2 separate regions of the Mus musculus genome follow, and region 1 is linked to region 2. A link is a loop called in an ENCODE intact Hi-C map of the cell type or tissue named here. Cell type or tissue: heart. All regions are shown on one strand. Links, peaks and the distances in the headings refer to the core of each region. The heading gives the core; the rest is flanking DNA. Region 1 overlaps Ano10 (anoctamin 10). Region 2 holds the start of Gm26797 (predicted gene, 26797).

What was found. Peaks named below come from ENCODE experiments on the same cell type or tissue, not always from the same donor. Only the 100,000 strongest peaks of a DNase experiment are listed, where the experiment ranks them.
Region 1: it touches region 2 in a loop (6-fold over the local background); 28 of 42 quality-filtered maps call a loop at or near these places.

What each region holds. Positions count from the first base shown.
Region 1 is chr9:122,245,293-122,250,667 of GRCm38, forward strand. The region is part of intron 11 of Ano10 (anoctamin 10); the gene reads right to left. Among named protein-coding and RNA genes, the nearest start is that of Mir8106, 26 kb to the right of the region's middle. In heart, for the core only: CTCF peaks have their summits at 2,531 (motif pointing right) and 3,136; a DNase peak (open chromatin) is centred at 2,529.
Region 2 is chr9:122,307,612-122,312,986 of GRCm38, forward strand. Gm26797 (predicted gene, 26797) reads right to left here and starts at 3,317. Exons shown (of 5, transcript NR_168548.1): 1 at 2,975-3,317; 2 at 963-1,128; 3 at 346-388. In heart, for the core only: a CTCF peak has its summit at 3,103 (motif pointing left); DNase peaks (open chromatin) are centred at 2,190 and 3,240; H3K4me3 peaks cover 865 bases; H3K27ac peaks cover 907 bases.

The DNA.
Region 1 (5,375 bases), core at 150-5,149, 62 kb before region 2:
ACAAGCAGAGGTGTCCCAGGGCTGTCCAGTGCGGGTGCTGGGAGCTGCACTTGGATCCTCTGCAATAGTGATGTGATCTTAACCTCTGAGCCATCTCTCCAGCTCCACTAAACATGTTCTAAATTTACAGGGTATTCTTACAAATAATAGAATTTTAAGATTTTTGCCTAGAGGTTTTCTTAATATTCTTCCAAAAAGTACAGTCAGCAAGCTTACCAATTACCACTCTGAAATTCTTTCTCAGATAACTATCACAAAGAACACGGAGGGAGGAAAAAAACCCTGTGATTTATTTGCCCTTGTACAAATTCTTAGTAAGAACTGTTTCATCACTAGAAACCATTCATGAAGTGACTTGGCACACGCCTGTCAGCCCCTGGGGAGCTTTGGTCCTTGAGCAGGCCTGGGGAGCTCCATCTTGGAGAGGAAACAATGGAGATTAGACAGTTGTGTGAGCGTCCTGCTAGCTGCACAAAGGGCACCAGGTGTCCTATGGTAGAGCAGGAACCAGGGCAGGTGGAAGGCAAAGGGGAACCACTGAGAGCCTTTCCCATCACAGAGGACAGACGTGGTTAGAATATCATCCCGGGAGAACAGCACCATGAGCAGACAGTGTGGGTGCGCCATCACTTCCGTGGGGCTGTTAACACGCCTGAGGTGAAGGGGTTAAGGGAGCAGGGCTTTGCTTTGGCTCATGGTTTAGAGGGTTTAGTTCATGGCTGCCTCACTCCGTTTGCTTGGGCAGAACAGCCTGGCGGCAGGAACATGAGGTAGAAGCTACTCTCTACTTCTTGGTGAACAGGAAGCAGAGAGAAAGGTCACACAGGAAGAAACCAGAACAACCTATCACGTGACTCCAGGAACCTATCTGCACTAAATTGGCCTCATCTCCAACCTTTCACCACTGCCCAGTAATGCCATTGCATTGCAAACCTACTGTTTACAGCAGGGCCCTCCCGATCCCATGTCTGGAGACACACTCACAGACACACCCAGGAGTGTGTGTCACTAAATCCAGTCAGTAAAGTTATTGTGCATTACTGTGGGGCAAAAAGAGGCAGCTGGAACACAGCAAGCCTAGTGGGGACTGGTTGTAAGCGCCCAGGTGAGAACTGCTAAACTGCATACTATAGTCAGAAATCTGGAAATTGGGGTTCTTTAAAAACAACAGAAACATTGTAAGAATATGTTTTTGTTTTAATCCTAGGTCTGGGGATATGGGGTTTCTTCATAGCAGCTGATTATGATTTGCCTCAGGCTCTAGCAGAGGCGTGATTCTGCCAGCTGCATCCCATGGGGTGCAATGCTTGGAATTCTGGGAATTTTTCAGAGAGTATATAAATGCTAGGGTCCAGAGAGCCGGGGTGGGTTGCTGATTGTTTGTTTGGGGGTGGTTGCAGTTTAAGTAGCCTTCCACAAAGAAGAAAGAAGAAAAAAGGAGAGGGGAAGAGAAGGAGGGAAATAATTAGATATTCTTACTGCGAAGTTCTAACTTTCGACAAGGAACTCGATGCCCCTCATCAGCAAAAAGTAGTCTAATGATAACACAGTTCCCCTTTCAGACCCCTGACTATTCAAGTACCTCTTTCCTTCCCTCCCTATTCTTTTTTTCTCTCTTCTCTAGTGTTTAGGGTTGATGGAATGGAAAATGGGCAGAGAAGGGTGGACGAAAGAACCCATGAAGTAGCAGAGAACAGCTACAGCACACTTAGTGATGTAATGTTTGACACAAGACTGACACGTAACTGACACTCTGCAGAGCACAGATGAGAAACAGCGGGACCCTGGCTCCAGCCAATGCTGAGGGCCTGGACAGAGTCAGAACCAACAACAAGGAGGGGTGAGTCGGGGCAGGGAAGGTTGGACTGAGGTGTGGAAGCAAACCCAGCAGGGAAGAAAAAGAAAGGGGAGCAGGAAACTAATATGAGAGCAAACTGTGACACAGTCAACCATCAAGACGTGGGCTGGGGAGACACGCCATGGCCAGCACGGGCACTCGCACTAATGCTGAAAGGAGAAATTCACAGAGCTCAGAGAAGGGAGCCTTAGGTGGTCACTCAGCTACACTCTGACTCAGACATCTCTGCTGTGATGACCTGGTGAAGAACTGATGGTGACAGGGCTGGCACTGTCACACCAGTCAGATCACACCCGTCTCCCGTCACAAGGACTCTGTGCTCACTCTCTCACACAAGCAGTCCCCCTCGGATCTCACCGTTACAGGTGGCAGCAAACCCTGCTCACTCCAAACCCTTGTCTCTGCAGGGCAGGCTGACACACCTCGATCCCGCTGAGGACAGGGTGGGTGCTCTAAGTGGTGGCTCAGTGACAGACTCCACAGTAACCACAGGACACAGCAATCTACATCGTGGCCCACCCTGCTCTAGAGAGGGGGCAACACATTCAACAAAGAGTTAAAGTGAGTAAATCCTGAACAGCTGTCTTCCGAGAGCTGACTATATTATGACTGAAACTAGGAAAAACCCGTCCTCCTCTCTTAGCATACTACATAGATGACCCGCAGTTCCATTTCTAACCAGTAGGGGGCGAGTGCATCCTATAACTTACTTCTCCCATACCCACAAGAAACTGCTTTAAAGGGGTATTTTTCAAACTAGTAATTAAGCATGAACAGAGACAACGGATTCACTAGTCACTAGAACCTAAAATGCAGTCAATCTCCCAACAAACTGTTGGCTCACTTTTGCCTTTAGAGTGTTAGCATTCCGAGGATTAGCATTTAGAGGTTAAATGGTTAGCATTTGGCATATCGGACTGATATAACTGATACACAAGATAACGGGACATCATTCCACACAGGAGTTTGGACTGTGTGGCCCACTGCTGTTTCCACTGGTACTGTGACTCTGCACTTACAGGCGTGGCCCTCGGCTGGAAACAACATCAGAGACAAAAGGATGTCTCAGGCATGAGGTGGCTTCTCAGGGGACTGTGGAACATGATCTGTGGGCTGATGTTCATGGTATTTCCAATATCAAACTTTAACCCATAAAACGGTCACATTCAGTGTGCTCTCCCCTCATGCTCAGGTCTACTGTCCATCCCCGATAAATCTATTGCACAAAGCCGTGTCACGAGCCATGTCTCTAAGGGCAGCGCTAGGTGGCAGTAAGCACACAGACGCCACAGCAGCTTTCACTGTTGGTCCTGACATGCTTGGAGGGTGCAGTGGATCCAACTCTAAAGAAATCCAAGCATCAGAAAGAAGCAGAAGTGTGGAAGTTATCTGGGGTTGGAGGTGTGAGGCCAGGAGACAAGTACAGCCGAGTTTATCACAGGGACTGTTTTCCAAAAGGTCTTTGTTCTGCGACAAATCTTAATCACATAAATACACTTAGATGCTAATGACTTTGAAATGTAACATTTTAAATTGCTTCTTTCTATCAATATGTTAAATTTTTATTTAAAACATAATTTATGTATTTTTTATAATTTGCTGTGGCGTTTTGGATGAGCAAAATTTTACTTAGAGACCATGAATAAATACATTAAAGTAAAACATGCAGTATTATCTGTGAGATAGACATTTTCAAAAGCTAATAAAAGCCGATGGTGAAGCTCGCTTGTAATCCCAGCACCTAGACACAGAGAAAGGACAGTCATGGTTCAGGGCATCCTCAGCTACACAGACACTTTGGGGACAGCCTGGGCTTCATGGCACCCTGTCTCCAAGAAACAAACAGCAACAAAAACTTCAGGGGAAAACAGGGAATGATATAAATTAATGATTTTACTTTATAGAAAATGGATTACTTCCTTTCTTTAAAGTAGTTTGACCCAGTGGTAGTTTTTCGTTGAGTAGAACTGACAAGCAAAAGCTGTGCACAGCTGCGGGTCAGTGTGAATCGCACACACATTACAGAGTGGTTGGCACGGCTGAGCTGACTGACATTCATGTCGCCTAGCAGTTACCTTCTAACTCTGAACTGAATCTCAACATGACTTTATAAACTGACATGATCACACAACCAAAACCTACGTTTTCTAATTTATTTCTAAATGCTCCATTTTTATTTACAGAGAGGCCATATGGCATACAGCTGTCTCAGTAGTGCTACAGTAAAACTGGTTAACTTACTTTTTTTTTTATTGCTGTAATGTTATATCTAACATTTTTTCCAAGGTTGATTTTTGTACTGACACAGAAAAATACTTAAGTTACCAACCAGGGGGAGGGAACTCTCAGGTGTATGAGTACCAACAACTGGAGCCTGGCAGTTTGCAGAGCTGCCCCGAGCCAAGGGTCACCCGAGCCAAGGCAGGAGCATCAGGCCCTGGATCCAATTAGAGGAGCATCCAACCCAGGGAAGCAGCAACATGGAGCCCATGAAAGCTCAGAGAAGGGAAGGTAGAAACAGAGATGGCCACACTCACATCCTCCAGCTTGGAACGGTGCTGCTGTGCAGACAGAACGACTGTCAAGCTTTCTGTGTCTCTCAGGACTCTCATCCCTTCTCGCTCTTTTTAAGCACTTGCCAACCAAGAAACCACCTGGCAGCCAGGTCCACCTTTCTCGTGACACTGAGGATCACAGTGGCTGGGAAAGCATCCTCCATGCAAACTGTCTTCCAGTGCCCAGCTGACCTCTTCTGTACCAAGGTGGTTTGAAGCCCGTGCCCAAAGCCTGGGTAACTCTGGCCTCAGTTAAAAAAAGAAACAAGCGGCAAAGCTGCACAGCATTTCTGGCATCACACGGGCTCCCGTAGCCCCGCTGAGTGGCTTCTATAAGCCCAGGCAGCCTTCAGGTCTTTTCCTTACCCTCTCTTCGACAGGTAATAAACCTCACAAATGGCTCTTCAAAATATGGTTCTATACCCCAAACTCAACACCAACATACTGGCACCCACCAGGGCCATCTTTCTCCCTTCCTGCTCAGTGGTGTCTATAAATTATTCTCCTGAATGCACACTGTACCCATGGCATCCACGGTGAGCACATGCACACACAGTGAACACACACACAATGAACATAAACACAGCACACACAGTGAACTCACACACAATGCACACACACAGTGAGCTCACACACAGCAAGCACACACAGTGAGCATAAACATAGTGAGCACACACAGTGAACTCACACACAGTATGTGCAAGCACACACACACACACACACACAGTGAGCTAACACGCAGTTAGAACACACAGTGAGCTCACAGCATAGGACAGAAGAAAGGGGACCATGGAGATGGATCTCTTCAGCCTCCAAGTGGGACATTCAAAGCCACAACTTCATTTTCTTGGGTCAACCCTGACCCAGAGTTTTTGGGTATGCTGCTCTACAGTCTACCAAGTTCTGTTTCTGTACATTTCCACAAGTATTACATTTCCAACTAGTCACAAAAGGGCACAATG
Region 2 (5,375 bases), core at 185-5,184:
ACAGTGAAACAGTGACTATCATTTGAGCAACAACAGGTTGTTCTCTGGCCTCCATCTGCACATATACACACACATGCATCTGCACACACATGAACACGCACACACAGGAAGACACAGATAACAAACACACAATGTAAAAAAAAAAGATCTTAGAGAGAGATGGATAAAAAGTCTCTATAAACAGCAAATGTGGGTGGAGAAGTCCTGTTCTGATTATACAAATTTGCATTTGAAATGTAACATCTGACAATAACCTTTAAACCAAATCAATTATAGTCAAAGATTTTACACAGGGTTTAAAGTGTCTCAACAGATCAAATAGAAATAAATGGAAGAGGGACTGACCTTTAAATTTTCATTAAGGGTTCTGATGTTTTGCATGTCGACACTGAGGAATGAAAAACAGAAGCTTATTTTCATATTTTAAAGATTTGCTCCATCTGTGTGGAAAGGAATAATGTAAATTTTTTTGCATTCTCCCTGTAGTGTGGACCACAAACCTCTCTTTGTTAGGATGGGGATGTATCATGTAGGTATTTTGAATTCCTGGCTAAATGTGCTACTTTAGTACCTCTGCGTTTTGACTGCAATTCTGTCATGTGGAGTAAGGACTGTTTGACATCTGTGGACTGACCAGAGACACAATTTGGCTCTAGTTGCCTTTTCAATTTCTCATCTTAGCAAGGGACAGGCTAAATGGCTAACAGGTCTTTTTTGTACTTCTGTGTGCCTAACATATTTTTGGGACAGAGCCATTGGAGTGCTTACCTGAGGAGAAACCTGCCTGGTCAGTGCTGGGTTTCAGTCCCAGTGGGTAACTTAACTAGCAGAGCCTGTTATCAGTAGGGCCAAGAGATGCACATAGTTTTGAATTTTATCCATGTGTGAGCTAACAAATCAGTCTGTCTCAGCATCATAGAAGATGCCAAAAGGCAACCGGGTCAGAGACAAAGAACCCTCACCCACTTTGCTGGTGGCCATCCTCACGGGCTTTGTGATTGTGTTGGACACAAGGAGATTTGGTGGCTTCTGATAGTCACCCCGTTGGATGCTACAAGGACTTGCTATCATCTTCAGCGGCCTGAAGACTTCCCTGGTTCTGTTAGGAACTGTGCTGCAAAATGAGGTCTGCGGTTTTTGAAACACAAAAGGATTTCAGGGCTAGTCAGTGAGAAGCAGAGTTAAGATTTTATTAAAAATAGAAAGGGCTCGAGAAATGGCAAACAGGAGACAGACCCTGGGTGTGCCTGCGAGGGGTTGTCTAGATTAGATTAATTGAAGCAGAAAGACCCAGCCTAACTGGGAGACCAAGTCCCATGGGTGAATAAAGAGGAGGAATTGGGCTGAGCATCAGTGTTCATCTATCGCTGTTCCCAAGTGTGGGCGCCTTGTGACCAGGGCCTCGCATTCCCGCCACTGTCACATCCCACCCTCAATTGTGAGCCAAAGTCTCTTAAGTTGCTTTAAAATTATGTACATGTATATGTATAATTTAACCATAGAACAATGTTCAGTAGCAAGGCAGTGTGACTGGGTGACAGGCTGATGCTGGCGTTGGACAGATAGCAGTTTAAGTTGGTTTTGTGGGAAGAATTTTATCTCAGCAACAGGACAAGTGACTGATAAACTGCCTCAGATTTTTTTTTTTAATTAAAAGACATGAAAACGTAAATCTGTCACCTTTTTTCCCCGCTTGCAGTATATTTGTTTCAATCAGACCCTTTCAGCTTTCCTTCATTCCCTGCTGATGACCACTCAGCGAGAGGCATCACATCACCAATTGGGTCCTGTCTAGGGACTGGGGCACACATATACATTCCAGAAAGAGGAAGGACACGGTGTGCAGGGCCCCAGGGAGGAGCCTGTGGATGGGGGCGAGGAAAGGAACACCTCAAAACGGGTGCGAAGTTGATGGTACTCCTCAGGGCTGTGTACAGCAACCTGATCTTCTATGCTCCTACTGCAAGAGAGCAGGAAGCTGGAGGCCTGTGTGGCAAGCTACACAGCATTTGGGCAACCTCACTGGGACCCCTTCCTTGTCTCACTGAGACCTGAACCAAAGCCCAAAGCACTCAGAACAGTTGGGTGTTCCTGTCCTGAGTTTTCTGCCCACTCTCCCTCCCCCCAGCTACTGGGAGCCTCCCAACCAGAAACCAACTGGTTTCTGTCTGTGTTGAGAGGGGCCCCGCCCAGGGAGCAGCCAGAGAACCAACCAGGGTTGCCTGGTAGGTGAGAGGTCCAGCATTCTATTCTCACTGCGCACTGGGCGGAGTGGTTTCTTCCAGCGAGAAGCTCTCTGTGTCAGAGATAAGAGATGGAAACAAACCAGCTCAGCTGTCCCCCTGTACCTACTGATTTTTATCCTTTGTGTCAATAAAAATTACAGAATAAAAAAAATAAAATCAGCACTATTGGATGGTTGACCTGGGAGCTGCCATTTGTTCTGATTACATTATATTTTTACAGTTATTGATGGAGTACCTTCTGGAACTCAAGCTTCAGTTATTCTTGGTGAGAACTTTTTTTTTTTCCAAAATGAAATATTTAAGTAGTCCTTGGCTAACAGGAGCACAAGGAATTCATTCATAACCTTCCAGTTCTCACCACAACAGAGGGGATGAATTGAGAGTCACTCCTTCTTCACCAGCAGGAAACTGCTATGTATGGAAACCTCATTTTTCCCCCCTAACGTTAACCTTTGTTGATCACAATTGAGAAAGTTAAGGGGAAGGCTTGCTCGTGATATTTTTATACAATGCTAATAAAAAAGAATATAAATTGGATATTTTTGAATCGCAAGTACTCCTTTGAAAGCATATGCCACTGTGTGATTTTTTAGCTGTCAAAAATCGAAGCAATTAACATGTCATGCGAGGTACTCAATCTGCTCAACGGGATATGAATGGGATATTGTGACAAATCTCACTATTCATGAAAATTGAATTGTATATTTAAGAAGGTAAAAGTACTTAACTCAAGTGTCCAGTGACAACTTGATGATGTGTGGAGCTGAGTCCCAGCTTGAGGGGTCCGGATGGAAGTGTTTCGTCTTTGCCATAAGAGGAGGGATTCATAGGCTGTGCTGCTGTACGACAGCGCCCCCACGTGGAAGGATGAGCGCAGTGTCTTCACAACAGTTCCTGAGGCTTTTAACAAAGTCCTCGTAGATAAAGCAGTAACTAAAAAGCACACATTCAGTTGCCGTACAGAGTTTTTGAGAACCAGGACTGAGGACGGCTCCACCTGGTGCTTCAGGCTGAGGCTTTCCCACTCGGATGGTCACGGGAGCCTGCGGTGGCAGAAGGCAGGCGGCGTCTGATTCCACAGAGCTGGCACACGTGACTTGGCAGAAGGTTTCGATTTCCCACAGGCCGCTCCATGAAGTGGCCACCGGGTACCCATGACATAGCCCCCCCCCCCCCCCCCCCCGTCTGTCTGCATAGGGAGAGGAGAGAGAGGAGAGAGCATCTTCGAATCAGCTAATCCTCAAGTCACATACATCAACTCTGCCTTTTCCCCTTTGTTAGAAAAAATACTAAGTCCAGCCCACATTCCAGAGCTCCATTTTTTTGAAGGGAGAGTCAGAGACTGACATTTTAAACCAAGGCCAAAAGGCAATGCAGCTAGACACAGCTGACTCAGCAGGCTCCATTTACACCCTTCCAGAGTTCACAGGGGTTGTGGTTCTGTAGATCCCAAGGCCACGCTTCTCAAAGAAGCTGAGGATCTGTGTGAGATGAAGACACAGGTAACTCAGCTTTCCATAACATACAATGTGATGTGTCTGGGCTTTCTTGAACAGGAGCCATTTGCAACAGCAGCCCCGTTCCCACAGAGGACATTTATGTTGTTATTGGTGGCAGAGCTGGTTGAGCTCATGGCTCTGTCATTGGCCTAAGCAAGCCTTGTGACCAGGAGAGAGAACTGACAGAGACCTATAAACATTCCTAAAGGTGAGCCACTGGAGAAAGCTTTGGCAACATGAAGAAATGCCAACCCCCGAGGCTGTCCTTTGACCTCCAGCATTTACTGTGGCACTTTGATAGGTTAGCTAATCTTGCCTGTAACGTGGCAGACCTGAGAAGGAACCTCAAACGAAGATTTGTTTCTATCAATTGGCCCTGTGGGCACGCCTGTGGAGAATTTTCTTAATTGGTGATTGAGATAGGAGAGCTAAGACCACTGTGGATGGCACCATCCCTGGGCAGGTGGGCTTGGGTTATATAAGAAAGCCATCTAAGTAAACCAGAAGAACTAAACATTGAGCAGATTGCCTCCAGACTCTAGACTTTCAGTTCCTGCCTTGGTTTCCCTTGATAATATTCATCAAAATAAAGTCATCTGAAAGTTCCTTTTGGTCATGCTATTTTTTTGCAGTAACAGAAAGAAAACTAGAACATAACCACATACCCCCCACCCTACCCCGTCTTAGTTAGGGTTTTATTGCTGTGAACAGACACCATGACCAAGGTAAGTCTTATAAAAGACAATTTTTAATTGAGGCTGGCTTACAGATTCAGAGGTTCAGTCTATTATCATCAAGACAGGACCATGGCAACATCCAGGCAGGCATGCTGCAGGAGGAGCTGAGAGTTCTACATCTTTATCTGAAGGCTTCTAGAAGAATACCGGCTTCTAGGCAGCTAAGATGAGGGTTTTTTGTTTGATTTTTGGTTTTGTTTTGTTTTTCAAGACAGGGTTTCTTTGTTTAGCCCTGGCTGTCCTGGAACTCACTCTGTAGACCAGGCTGGCCTCAAACTCAGAAATCTGCCTGCCTCTGCCTTCAAAGTGCTGGGATTAAAGGCATGTGCCAACACTGACTGGCTAGGATGAGGGTCTTAAAGCCTATGCCTATAGTGACACACCTTCTCCAACAGGCCACACCCACTCCAACAAAGCCACACCTCCAAATAGTGCCACACCCTGAGTCGAACATATACAAACCATTGCAATTGCCACTGTAATGTGACAATTGAAAAACATTTTGAAAAAGTTCTGGTGGGGAGAATGCTGCTGGTGAAAAACTCACCCCCTTTATTGGGTGGTCGTGAATTTACGTTTTACTACGGGTGAGAAAAAAGTAGGAAGTGAACCTTCCTGAGACTTTTTGGCACTTGGGATCTATGCCAGTCTACAAAAATTTGTGTGCCTGGAGCTGGAGGGAGAAGTGGCTGCTGACTGGGGTGCGGGTGCAGGATGTGGAACAAGCTGGAGCCATTGCAGGAAGTTGTCTGCCCCTTCCCAGGTGATAATAGTGACGGGATGCCTCTATTCGTGCCTGTTTCATGCAAGTTTAGAAACAGCACATTAGAGATACTACAGCAGATGGGGCTGCTTCCAGCAAGCTCTTACCATTGTATAAACTAGGGTACACT